2 separate regions of the Homo sapiens genome follow, and region 2 is linked to region 1. Evidence: chromatin contacts called from ENCODE Hi-C or POLR2A ChIA-PET data. All regions are on one chromosome and are shown on one strand. The core of a region is the stretch at or near the end of the contact, and the rest is flanking DNA. Distances in the headings are between cores, read along the strand shown.

Region 1 (5,785 bases), core at 2,607-5,106:
AATTCTTTCAGGAGATCTCATGTAATTAAGATTTTAATTTATATATCTATATGAATATAAACATACCCATGCATATATCCAGGATTTGTTTTGTATTTTTTGTTTGTTTGTTTGTTTTTGAGATGGAGTTTCACTCTTGTTGCCCAGGCTGGAGTGCAGTGGCACAATCTCAGCTCACCACGACCTCTGCCTCCCGGGTTCAAGCAATTCTCCTGTCTCAGCCTCCAAAGTAGCTGGGATTGCAGAGACCCACCACCATGCCCAGCTAATTTTTTGTATTTTTAGTACAGACGGGGTTTCACCATGTTGGTCAGGCTGGTATTGAACTCCCAACCTCAGGTGATCTGCCTGCCTCGGCCTCCAAAAGTGCTGGGATTACAGGTGTGGACCACCATGCCCGGCATACCCAGGATTATTTATATCAGAAGTGATCTATATGATTTCTACTAGAGATTTTTACCCTTTAGGAAATGTAACAATTTATACTTATTTGTTTAGTAATATGTCTCTCTTAAAAGCATGCTACAAATCAATTAGCTTTGAACCTCGACCAGAGGAAAACACAGGGTCCCTTTCATTTCTGTGATTTATTTGAACCTATCCATCTTCAAAGATGGGCAGACCTAACACTACCATTTTTCATTTCCATTATCCTCAAATTCATGTATATTCTGGTTTGATAAAATTTTTATAGTATAAGATAATGAAACAAAGACAACATAATGCATGCACTTAATGAATCTTCTACCCTACTAGTTATAAAAATAGGAAGACTAACAGCTAACTCTTAGTGAGTGCTATGTGCCAGGATAAGCTCTCTGAACGTATTTTCTCATTTAATCCTCACAACACATGTATATGAGGCAAATAAATTATCTTTTAAAAATAGAACTAGGACTAGCTTTTGTTTATGCCATATTTTTGAGATCCTCACCTGTATCACACGCACAACATTGAAAAAAGAACTGAGAGGAAGCTGGATCTCCCTGAGCCTCAGCTTTCCTATCAGGTTATACAACTGTGCCATTCTTTACTTCTGGAATTTTCCTATGGTTACAAAAAAATGTTGAAAATTTTCTACATCTATAACATTTTGGATGTGCAATTTCCATCTTATTGTGTTCCCTCACATATGGTGTTCTTGCTCAAAGAGCATCGGTATTTTTAACTTGCATAATATTAGTACCTACTTTGAATTATTCTTCATTGACAAGAATCCAAATATCTATCACAAATTAGAAAATTACATGTATTATTTAAGCTAGTGTGTTCATTGATTTTTCAGACAAATTTTTCAGTAGAATCACTGTATTTTACATTTGGAAGAGATCATGAAGACAATATGAAGTTATCTTTTTACAAGTCAAAATCTATAGCGCACAGAGGTTTAAGTGTCTCTCCTAGGTCAATGCTTAGTTAGTAGTAAAAACCACTAATGGCAGCCCAGTGTTTTTTCTGTATAAAAAACATCAAAAGTTATTATAAAATTCATACTTTTATGCGGCACCCTGCAGAGAATGCACCAGGAATAAATAATTGGCACATTATTATACTATCAGTACTGCAATGTGATACTTTGTCTATCAGTTATATAATGCGTTCATGTATCATTGATGTTTTGGTCACAGTTTTTTGTTTTACTGTATGTCTTATGTCTCTAACTAGATTGTGACTTCCCTGTGATTGGCACAAATTCTTTCCTTTTTTTTTTTTTTTTTTTTGAGACTGAGTCTTGCTCTGTCACCCAGGCTGGAGTGCAATGGTGCAATCTTGGCTCACTGCAACCTCTGCCTCCTGGGTTCAAGTGATTCTCCTGCCTCAGCCTCCCGAGTAGCTAGGACTACAGGTGCGTGCCACCACGCCCGGCTAATTTTTGTATTTTTAGTAGAGACGGGGTTTCACTGTGTTAGCCAGGATGGTCTCGATCTCCTGACCTCACGATCTGCCCGCCTTGGCCTCCCAAAGTGCTGGGATTATAGGCGTGAGCCACTGCACCTAGCCCACAATTTCTTTTTTAAATGTTTCTCATAGCTTTTAATAAGTCCTAGACATATGCAAGCTACTTAACAGAGATTGACATAAATATATTTAAAACTAATACCATACCGCTCAAAAGAGAGGCAAATGACTCTAATCCTGTACGGATGCAGGTGAACTTGTCAGTCTGAAAGGATCAAGTTGAGAAAATGCCCTCATTTCTTTAAGCCCTGAGATTGTTCCTGAGGGTAAGTGGTTTTAGGACTTGAAGAGATTGGTGAAGGTTGAAGCAGAAATTAGGGGGAATGATGAGGGAGTTGACTAACCCTCAAGGACATGTGGCAGCATAAGCAGATCAAGTTGATCAATAAAAATAATGGCAAAGCACTTACTAAGCATCGGGCCCTGTTCTCAGTACTCTGCCTGTATTAAATCATCTACACCTCACAACAACCCTAGGTATTTTCCCCATTTTGTGGATGAAAAAAATTGAGGCTCAGAGAGGTTAGATCATTTGCCCAAGTGAACTAGCTAGTTAAGTGGTAAAGCCAGGTTTCAAACACTGACTGCTCCCAGACCCTAAGCTCCTAATCACAGTGTGATGGTTAGGATAAGACCAGATAAGCAGGTGGTGTTTAATACAATGCCTAACAAATGCCTGGTCCCCTAGTGGAAGCTCAATTGCTATTAGTTCCCCCTGCTTTCTGGTTTTCAACCCACTTGCCCCATATTTATTTACTCATCCACTCCTTACTCACCAAACACACACACACACAATGACACATTCACACACACTCCAGTCTTTAACAACGAAGTCCACACTCAGGTATTTAGGTCACTAGGTGTCAAATCTACACATATATTCTTCTTCCTGATAGGATTTCAGGTCACATACATAAAATGAGTCCTAGGACCAACCTCTGCTCTCCCATCACTCTCCAAGGTGAATGTAAACACACACACGAACACTGACTCTGGATTCCAAACATATACGTATGCATAGCCTGATATAAGGCAGAATTCAACTCTGGACTTTTCTTTTTCCGTTATCCAGGGAAATGCGTGAGTTACTATGACAGATGCCAAAGACTTTTGGCTCTGGTAGTGGAAATTGGGAGGCAATGGTGAAATGAAGTAAGAAATTCCAGGGCCAGAAGGTGGATGCAAGTCAGCAACGGCTTTTCCCAGGAGCTTGCTCTTTTTGGGTAAGTGCTACACATACAAGCCCCAACCCGCTGCCTAAGCTACCCTATTCTGAACCCCGCTCAGGCTGCAACAGATGACACACAGCAGGGAGCCTCATTTGCAGGAGATGAGTGTTCCCTTGCTCTATTTTAATCCTGGCAGCCCAGCCGGGGAAGGTTTTGTCAGAAATGGTGGAAAACAGTGACAACCAAGCTTTCTGGAGTAAAGGCTAGGCAGCTCAGGAGCAACCAATCACGACTCGCACAGTATTGTTAACAATACAAGGGAAAACAAGTATCCTTCCCGCCGGCCCGCACTTTTGCAGCCAGCTTGGGCGACCCGTGGCAGCGCTTTGACGACGACCTGCCGGGCTCCGGAGGGCGGGCACGGCGGAGACGGCAGCAGCGCTGCCCCGCAGCTCCGGAAACAGCCCTTCCCCTATCCTCAAGGACCAAATCAGTCCTGATAAACACCCCTCCTGGCCCTACAATGGGAAGGGCAAGTTCAAACGCAGGGCGTCGAGCCCACACGCCTAGAGACGCGGCCAGGCACCCCCGCCCTCCTCGCCGCGCAGTCGCGCACAGTGAGCAACAGTCCAGCACCAACCCGGCTTAACTGCGCCTGCGCACTCCAGGAGTTTCCCCCCACGCCCCTTTCCGAGGACTAGCGCCCGTCGCTTAGCAACGCGCGAGTCACAGTCGCCGCGCTTTGCGCACCCTTTTCCTGGCAGGGCTGCGTCCCTGTTCTTCCCAGGAGGCTCCTCGCTGCCTGGTGCCGTAGAGGCCCATGGAGGAAAAGGAAGATAAGCATCAGTAAGTGCTGGGGTTTGGTGTCTTATTTCCCTTTCCAAAAACTATTTTCCTCCTTCAGGGGGAGGCCGGGATCCAGCATGGACAGTCCAGGCCAAGCTCAGACAGCCCCCTTGCTTCTCTAATTTCCAGTTGGCTGAGCGCTTACAACAATAATTTTTAAAACGCACCGTTTACTGAGCACATACTGTGTGTCAGGGACTTGACTTGCATTACCGGATCTAAAATTCTTGAAGTCATCCACTCCTTCTCACAATTATTAGCAGATTCTGTAGTCTTTACCTTTAAAATTATCCAGAATCTACCACTGCTCATCACTTTCAGTACTGTGCCCACCCAGTCCCAAGTACCAGCTTCTCTTGCCGGGATGCTGCAACAGCCCTCCAGTTGGTGGCTTTGCTTTTCCCTTACCCCTCTGCAGCCTCCTCGACACAGCAGTCAGAGCTATCCGTTTACAGCCCAGGTTAGATCGCCGTTCTCCATCCGACATCGTAGAGTAAAAGCCAAGGCACCTCCAATGGCCTATGGAGTCTACACAACACGCCCCTTACCGTTTCTTGCCTCCCTCTGACAGGACTCTGCTACAGCAAACAGGCCTTTCTGCTATCATCTGCAGTGATAAAGACCAGCATCAGCAGCACCTGGTTGTTAGGAATGCAAATTTTGGGGACTTCCCACCCCCGAGACACACAGAATCAGAAACTCTATGGCTGGGGCTCAATAATCTGGCTTCAACCAAGGCATCCAGGTGATTCTGATGTACCTTAAATTGAGACTATTAATCAAGGTAGTACATACAGCTAGTTAGGAATGATGTGGAGCCAGGGATACCCTCTTCCAAAGCCTGTATTTTTGTCCCTGGAACAATGGTTCTCACACTTGAACGTGCATAAGAATCAGCGAAACAGCTGGTTAAAACACGTTCCTGGGAACCAGCCCCAGAGATTCTGAGTTTGCAGTGCTTTCTAAAAACAAGTAAACAAAAAACTAGGTACATAAAGGAAATGGGCCCCATAAATTTGTATTTCTAACAAGGTCACAATTGATGCCAATGCTGCTACTCCAGTGCCCATACTTTTAGAAGCAGTGCGCTAAGGATGGTTACACTTCTGCTGGGAAGCTTTGGCAGTTACAGTTCACTCTGCTAGAATGCTTTTCCCACAAATATGCACTTAGCTCTCTCTTCCCCTCTTTTTTCATTTGCCACCTTCACAATGCAGCCTCCACCCTACCTGAAAATGCAAACCTACCTCCTACATACATACACTCCCTTTTCCCATTCTCTATTTTATTATTGTCCTTAGCACTTAACAGACTATATAATTTACTTTTTCATCCGCCTTTCCCCATTAGAGTGTAAGCTCTATGAGGGCAGGAATTTTTGTTTTGTCACTGCTTTATCATCAGTGCCTCCAACAGCACCTGGCACGCAACTCAATAAATATCTGTTGAAACAATGAATTATTCAATGTTATTCTCATATCTCTTACAATAGGTATTGTTCCTATCATGCAAATGAGACAAAGGCTCAGATATGGCAGAACTGGGATTCCAGTCCCTGTCTGACTCACTTCAGAGCCCATCAGTGTTTTTATCTGTGCTTTTCTTCTGGCAAGAGATTGCTCGAGTCATATATTTCACACTTATTTATCAACCCGTAGGCATTCATACCACAAGTGCTTAATCAAATGAATTTAACTATATAACAAATAGCCCCAGTCCTTTTCTTCAAGGACTTGATCACTACAAGTGTATATTGTTGGGTGATAACTATGAGAAACAGGTGGAAAAAACTGATGCCAGAAGCCTACAAT
Region 2 (5,810 bases), core at 37-2,536, 43 kb before region 1:
CTCTGTAAACTACCTTCTTCAAGCCACTATTACTGTGCTTCAAAGCTGAATCTAACCCTAACTAATAGTCATCTATGTCTATCAGAGAACAATCCTCCTTTCACATACCAGGCAACTGAAAATATAAAATTGGTAGAAAAGATGATCCGTTTTTACACTACTTTGCTCAACAGATAACTTTTCTAGAATATAATTGTACTGATTAAGGATTTATACTTCCATTTTCTCAGGTTTTAAATGAATTCTAATAAAAATCTTTATGCTGTTTTGATTATACTCCTCTCTAAATGGATTTGTCCTCATCTGACATTTTGTGCTGGTTTGAAAACTTTCAAAGACAGGCCTAAAACAAAATACAGCCTTCTCAATACATAAAATCATATCCAAATGTGAGTTTTCTCAGGCTATAATATCTAGAATTTTTTAACTTTGAAATGCAATGTTTATTCAATATATGGTAAAAAGCTCCGTAAGTATTTGTGAATGAATGACTTAGTAAAGAGTATACTATCACATAATTATTTAACTACATAAAATTACCCTGGTGATTTAAAAACATGTTCCCCAATTTTTTGATACTCTTTTCACTAAAGGTGAGTGCATTTGTGCTGCTATAACAAAATATCTTAGACTGGGTAATGTATACAGAAACTTATTTCCCACAGTTCTGGAGGCTTGGATGTCCAAGATCAAAGTGCTGGCAAGTTCAGTGTCTGATAATGGCCTGATCTCTTCTTCCAAGGTGGCACCTTGAACACCATTTCCTCCAGAGGGGGCTAACTCTATGTCCTCATAGCAGAAGAGGTGGAAGGAATGGAAGGAACAGACTTACCCATTCAAGCCCTTTTTATAAGTGGCTAATCCCATGCATAAGGGCCCCCCCTCATGACCTAATCACCTCCTAAATGCCTTACTTCTTAATACTGTCACACTGGCAATTAAATTTTACCATATGAAATTTGGGGGATACATTCAGACCACAGTAGGTGAGATCTAATTTCCTTCCCCTTGAACATGGGCCAGCCTTAGTGACTGACTTCAAACTCATAGAATGTGTTAGAGGTGACACTGAGTGTCTTCCAAGACTAGGTTAGAGCAGGCAGTACAGTTTCTGCCTGGCTCTACTGGACATACCTTTGGATCCCTGTGACAACACACACATAAAATGTCTGGCTACTTTGAAGCCGCCATGCTGAAGAAGTCATGTAGGGATAGAGGGAGACGACTGAGGAGCCAGAGCTGTTGCAGAACCCAGCTGACTGAGTTTTCCCAGCATCATCTGCCAGACTTGTAAGTGATTCCAGTTATTCCAGTCCTCAGCCTCAGAGCTGCTCTTGGCAAGTACTGCAAAGATGAGGTTTCCCTGTTGAGCCCTGACCAAATTGCAGACTTGTAAGCTGGCTAAACAGTGTTTGTTATTTCTAGGTGTGAGGGTAGTTTGAACAGCACCCACAGTATTGGGAACATTCCCTCATCAGCACGTTGACTCTCTATGCTGCTTGCTTGATTGTCTTGGAGAACATAATGACCCTTTCAGTCATTCCCTTTGGGTTAATTCCCTCTGTGGAAAAGGGGTATTCTTGCACTTGCCTGCCACTCCTGTAGCCACAATTTAGAGAGGGCTTTGTTCCCTTCACCTTTCCTCTATCCAGGGAAAATATCAGACCTGTTGCCTTCCAAAATGGAAACAAAATCACCTGTTTCAAAGCAAGCTGCCTTAAGATGTGGTCTGTAAAGATACTACAATTAAGTGATAAGCTTTCCCTTTTCTTTACCCTAGAAACAGAAACAGACTGTGTTTCAGCATAATGCAGGTGACCAAGGCATATCCTCCATATAGGAACAGAGCAACTAAAAAGAAAACTATAGCCTCATTAACTTGTCTGAGGTAGTGATTTGTTAAGTGAAAAGCAGTGGGTGGTGTAGTTTTTAAAAAGGTGGGCCATATTACCATTTCTTCAGTGCTTCCTGGGGAAAAGGATACTATCATTATGTATATTCTCTAGGCCAGGTTTCACCTAGGCTAGAGAAAGAACAATCTAATGTAATTCTGTCTCATTAGTGCATTAGTGCATTTCCCTCAAAAGGAAAATTATTTTATAAATGGCTGATATACTTGCCTACTATAAATGATGCATGGTATTCTAGTTTATAAATTGATCTCCTAGGAAATCAGGTGTTTGTTCCCCTAAACTTGATCATTCCAGAGAGCTTTTAGGATCAATTCCTTGACCAGAGAAGAGCTTTGGCAACTCCACCGATGTAACGGTGCCTTGTAGGATCCCACAGAAAGCTGCTAACTAGTTTTTTTCTTTCTGTGATGTACATTTAGCTGTAGCAGGAAATAGTGTGTAATTAGAAGAGGCTCCCAAAGGTTGAGGCCTTATCTGGATGATTGCCAAGTCCAAACTGCACTTTGTAGACCCAATCTCAGGGAGTCCAGTTTCTTCCACAGCAGGACCCACCTACTGGCTTTAGTTTCATGGTTGTAACTTCTGCGACCCCAAGCTTTTAATTCTATTCAAAGCCTCATCATCTAAAAGTCATTTGGAAAACTAAAGAATGACAGCTATCAACTATATATAAGTAGCTTTCAATTCAAAAGAGGGAGGTGTAATATAATGAAGTTAAATTACATTTTGATTCTGGTTGCTAGATATTCTTTGATCATTAATGGTGTCAGCAAAATTGAGCACACCTTAAAGTCAGACAACCTCTTCCATGAAATGTTTCTCTCCTCTCCCTTTCAGCCTCACATCCTTCCTTCTTCTACTTTGTCACCTCCCACTAGATAAGCAACTTGGATATATTGATGACGTCCTCTTATTTGCCAAAAATTCACCAAGCTGTTAATAACTTAGATTTATTTATGAAAACTACAGCAGATTTAAGTCAACCAACAGGCCCAAGCTCTTTAAATTTTTTGTTACTAGGGTGACAATTCTACACCCAATTTTAGTTTTCAAAATCTAGGCAGAAACACCTTTATTGGGATTTAGCAATGACTTTGTTTTATAACCTGCAGAGATTATTAGGAAGATACATATTTCTTCCTCACCTTCTATTTTGTTCTATATTTTTGTTAAAAGTTGGCATATGAGTACAAAAAGGAAAACGTTTTTTATGATCATCTCTGTCTACATAACAGACTGAAATTTGTGAGCATTTAACACATTTGTGCCGAAAAATATTGAAATTATAAAAGTACCATTTACAGGCAGCCACCTACCAACTAAAACATTACTATGGCATTCTTACCTTCCATCATGAGCCTCCCTATGAACTGAGTCACATAGGAGAATCTAAAAAAAAAATCCTGGGAGGTTCAAAAGGTAGCCATTTCCCTAACAATGAGACATGTCCATAAAGAAGGGCTTCATTATTTTTGATTCTCGTCAAATATTTCAAGGCATTCCGAGAGCCCCCATCTTCAGGGTTAACCACATGTAGTATGCTCAATACAGCCGGTGTCTAATACACAGCCAAACAGTCGTCTTTCCATTAAAATGTGATTTTTGCTTCTGCTTTTCCATCTAGCACATCTGTTCTTCTAGCGGTTCTTGTGTCGTTAGCCGCCTTTCCATCCCACCTTGGCGCTATTCTTTTAATTCAATTGTGCGCAAATTGCATCAGGCTGTCAGGGCTTCGCTTTATGAATTTCCCTTTGAGGACTTGCACATTCCTCTCGGCACAGAGGTCGGAGCCGGTGGGTGCCCGGCTGCCGCCGCCCCGCGATCAATGGCACCTGAAGCTTCCCCGGGCGAGGCCGTGGCTGCCTGGCTTGGTCCCGGAGTCCACGGCCACAGAGACTGGTGCCTTGAAGACGTGGTTTTTATAACCATAGAACGTTGCATGCCTTATTTTAATGGAAAAGGTATCTAACGAAGTCGGCCGTAAAGCAAAACTCCTTAAATAAATCTGTTCCCCCACCCCTACCATTTCCATTATAAAATCAAACAAACAGTATCAGCAAGCCGGGAAAATACAGAGCTTTTTATGTTTGCACCTCACTTTGTTCCCAGCAGGATTTAAAGTGATTTGTAAGCGTATGTAAAACAAGAGCATGTACATTTAAAAGTGAAAAGGGATTAAAAACTAGGGTGGGGACATAAAATAGAGCCAGGACAAGGCTTAAGTGATGCCTAAAATAACAACCTCTGCTATGAGTGGGCCACAATTTGGCACTAGATTATCTAGTAGTTCTCTATCGGCTAATGGCATCCCCCAACCCCAACTCAATTTGTTTATGAGCATTTTTGGTGGGAGATGGAGAGATCAGGGTGAGGGTGAAAACGCAGGCGTGTCTGGCCAACTCATTTTTCATTTGGCTTCATGTAGGAGTCGATTTTAACATAACTGGAAGAGAGAACATCCTGGACTGTGCATCCTTAAAGCAATCTTCCTCAAATATTGCTCTTCTGAGACAAAGGCGCTCGTAAATATTGGAAGGCATTGAATTCAAAATCTAGGCAGGCTTGCCTTGCCAAGAACAGAACCGTAAAGATGTATACAGCTGCTCTCTCTCCTCTCCTTCACAGGCAGACAGCTAGAAAGATGATCTATTCTTGCTGTCTTAGATTCTTAACTTCCCCCTCACTCTAAAACCATGCAAATCTAGCTTCCACCCCCACCACTTCACTGAAGCTGAGCTTGCTGAGGTCCCCAAAGCACTTTTCAGTTATTTTACTTGGGTCCTGACAGCATTTGGACACTGACTGCTCCCTTCTTAAAATACCTTTGCCTTGGGTTTTCCTAACAGCACACGTTGGTGGCTATCATCTCCCTCTTCTCTGGTCATGCCTTCTACATGTCCTCTGTTGCCTTCTTCTGCACCTGACCCTTCAATGTTGGTTGGGATGCTGTTCTAGTGCTGAGAACCCTGTACCAGAAAGGGTCCACAGAAGTGTGGCCACCATACAGACCGGCAAAAAAAATCTAATTCCTCTGAATCCCAGAGTGAAGAATTTCATGAAGCTCTTGTTAACTGAATAATGGCTGCAGTAGACGTGGTATATTGGCTTGGTCGACCTCTATTCCAAACTCCTTCTGGGGTCTTTCACGTACTGCAGACACTGGAGAGCTAGGAGCTACATTTCCTGACTGCCTCGCAGCAAGAGTTTCAAATGTGATTTAGTCATTATTAATCAGAGGTATTCCTGTGAAATTTGAATTTGGGACTGAGTTCAGTGGAGAAAGAGGCAGCAGTGCCTGAGGCATCCATTTAGCTGGTGTGAAGATCTAGCCCATGTGGCTCGGGGGCCAACAATTCTGGTGGTGCCTTCCTGATACCTGGACTGATAGTTAGGGTAGTATATTCATAAATACAGTATTTTTCCTGGCAGTCAGATTCCCCTAATAGGCCTATCAGGAAAAATTGTCCAAGGCTTGAAATTGGGTCATAGAGATCGGGAGTGTCTTTCAGGAAAATTCTGATATGGTCTGGTAGAAACTTTAGGAATTTTCTAATTCTATAGGGGTATGCACTGGTGACTTCCTATTAACTAAACTATTTTACAACTCTGTAAGGTAGAAATTTATTTGCAGCAAACTATAGAAATCCAGATAGTTTTGTTTTTTACTTTTTAATTTTATTTGAATGTAGCAGAAACAGGATCTCATTCTGTTGTCCAGGCTGGTCTCAAACTCCTGAGCTCAAGCAATCCTCCTGCCTCGGACTCCCAAAGTGCTGGAATTACCAGCATGACCAGCCACAAATAATTCTTATCCATAGCAAAACAAATCTTTTTTTTTTGGTAGATATAAAATTGATTTTAGCCCTGAAGAAAAGATAATTCCAAACATTATTTTTT

Evidence for each region. A loop is a pair of places that touch in the nucleus more often than their neighbours do. ChIA-PET counts read pairs that join two places held with the same protein, here RNA polymerase II (POLR2A). Pooled maps may share reads with other maps.
Region 2: a map of sigmoid colon shows a loop between it and region 1 (2.1-fold over the local background). The contact joins the enhancer-like site here to the promoter of CIMIP6 in region 1. A Hi-C loop is called at or near these places in 3 of 168 maps with a recorded cell type or tissue (dorsolateral prefrontal cortex, heart right ventricle and sigmoid colon) and 9 of 50 pooled maps. POLR2A ChIA-PET finds 5 or more read pairs at or near these places in 4 of 52 experiments (H1, OCI-LY7, PC-9 and 1 more).

What each region holds. Positions count from the first base shown.
Region 1 is chr2:54,327,028-54,332,812 of GRCh38, forward strand. It overlaps CIMIP6 (ciliary microtubule inner protein 6), which reads left to right and starts at 3,857. Exons shown (of 5, transcript NM_001100396.2): 1 at 3,857-3,974. The coding sequence starts at 3,949.
Region 2 is chr2:54,286,457-54,292,266 of GRCh38, forward strand. The region is part of intron 3 of ACYP2 (acylphosphatase 2); the gene reads left to right. Among named protein-coding and RNA genes, the nearest start is that of TSPYL6, 33 kb to the left of the region's middle. Within about 2 kb of position 1,287, at least 3 of the 41 ENCODE cell types and tissues checked have a DNase peak (open chromatin) inside an H3K27ac peak, as active enhancers do; they include heart right ventricle, where a contact is called at or near this core.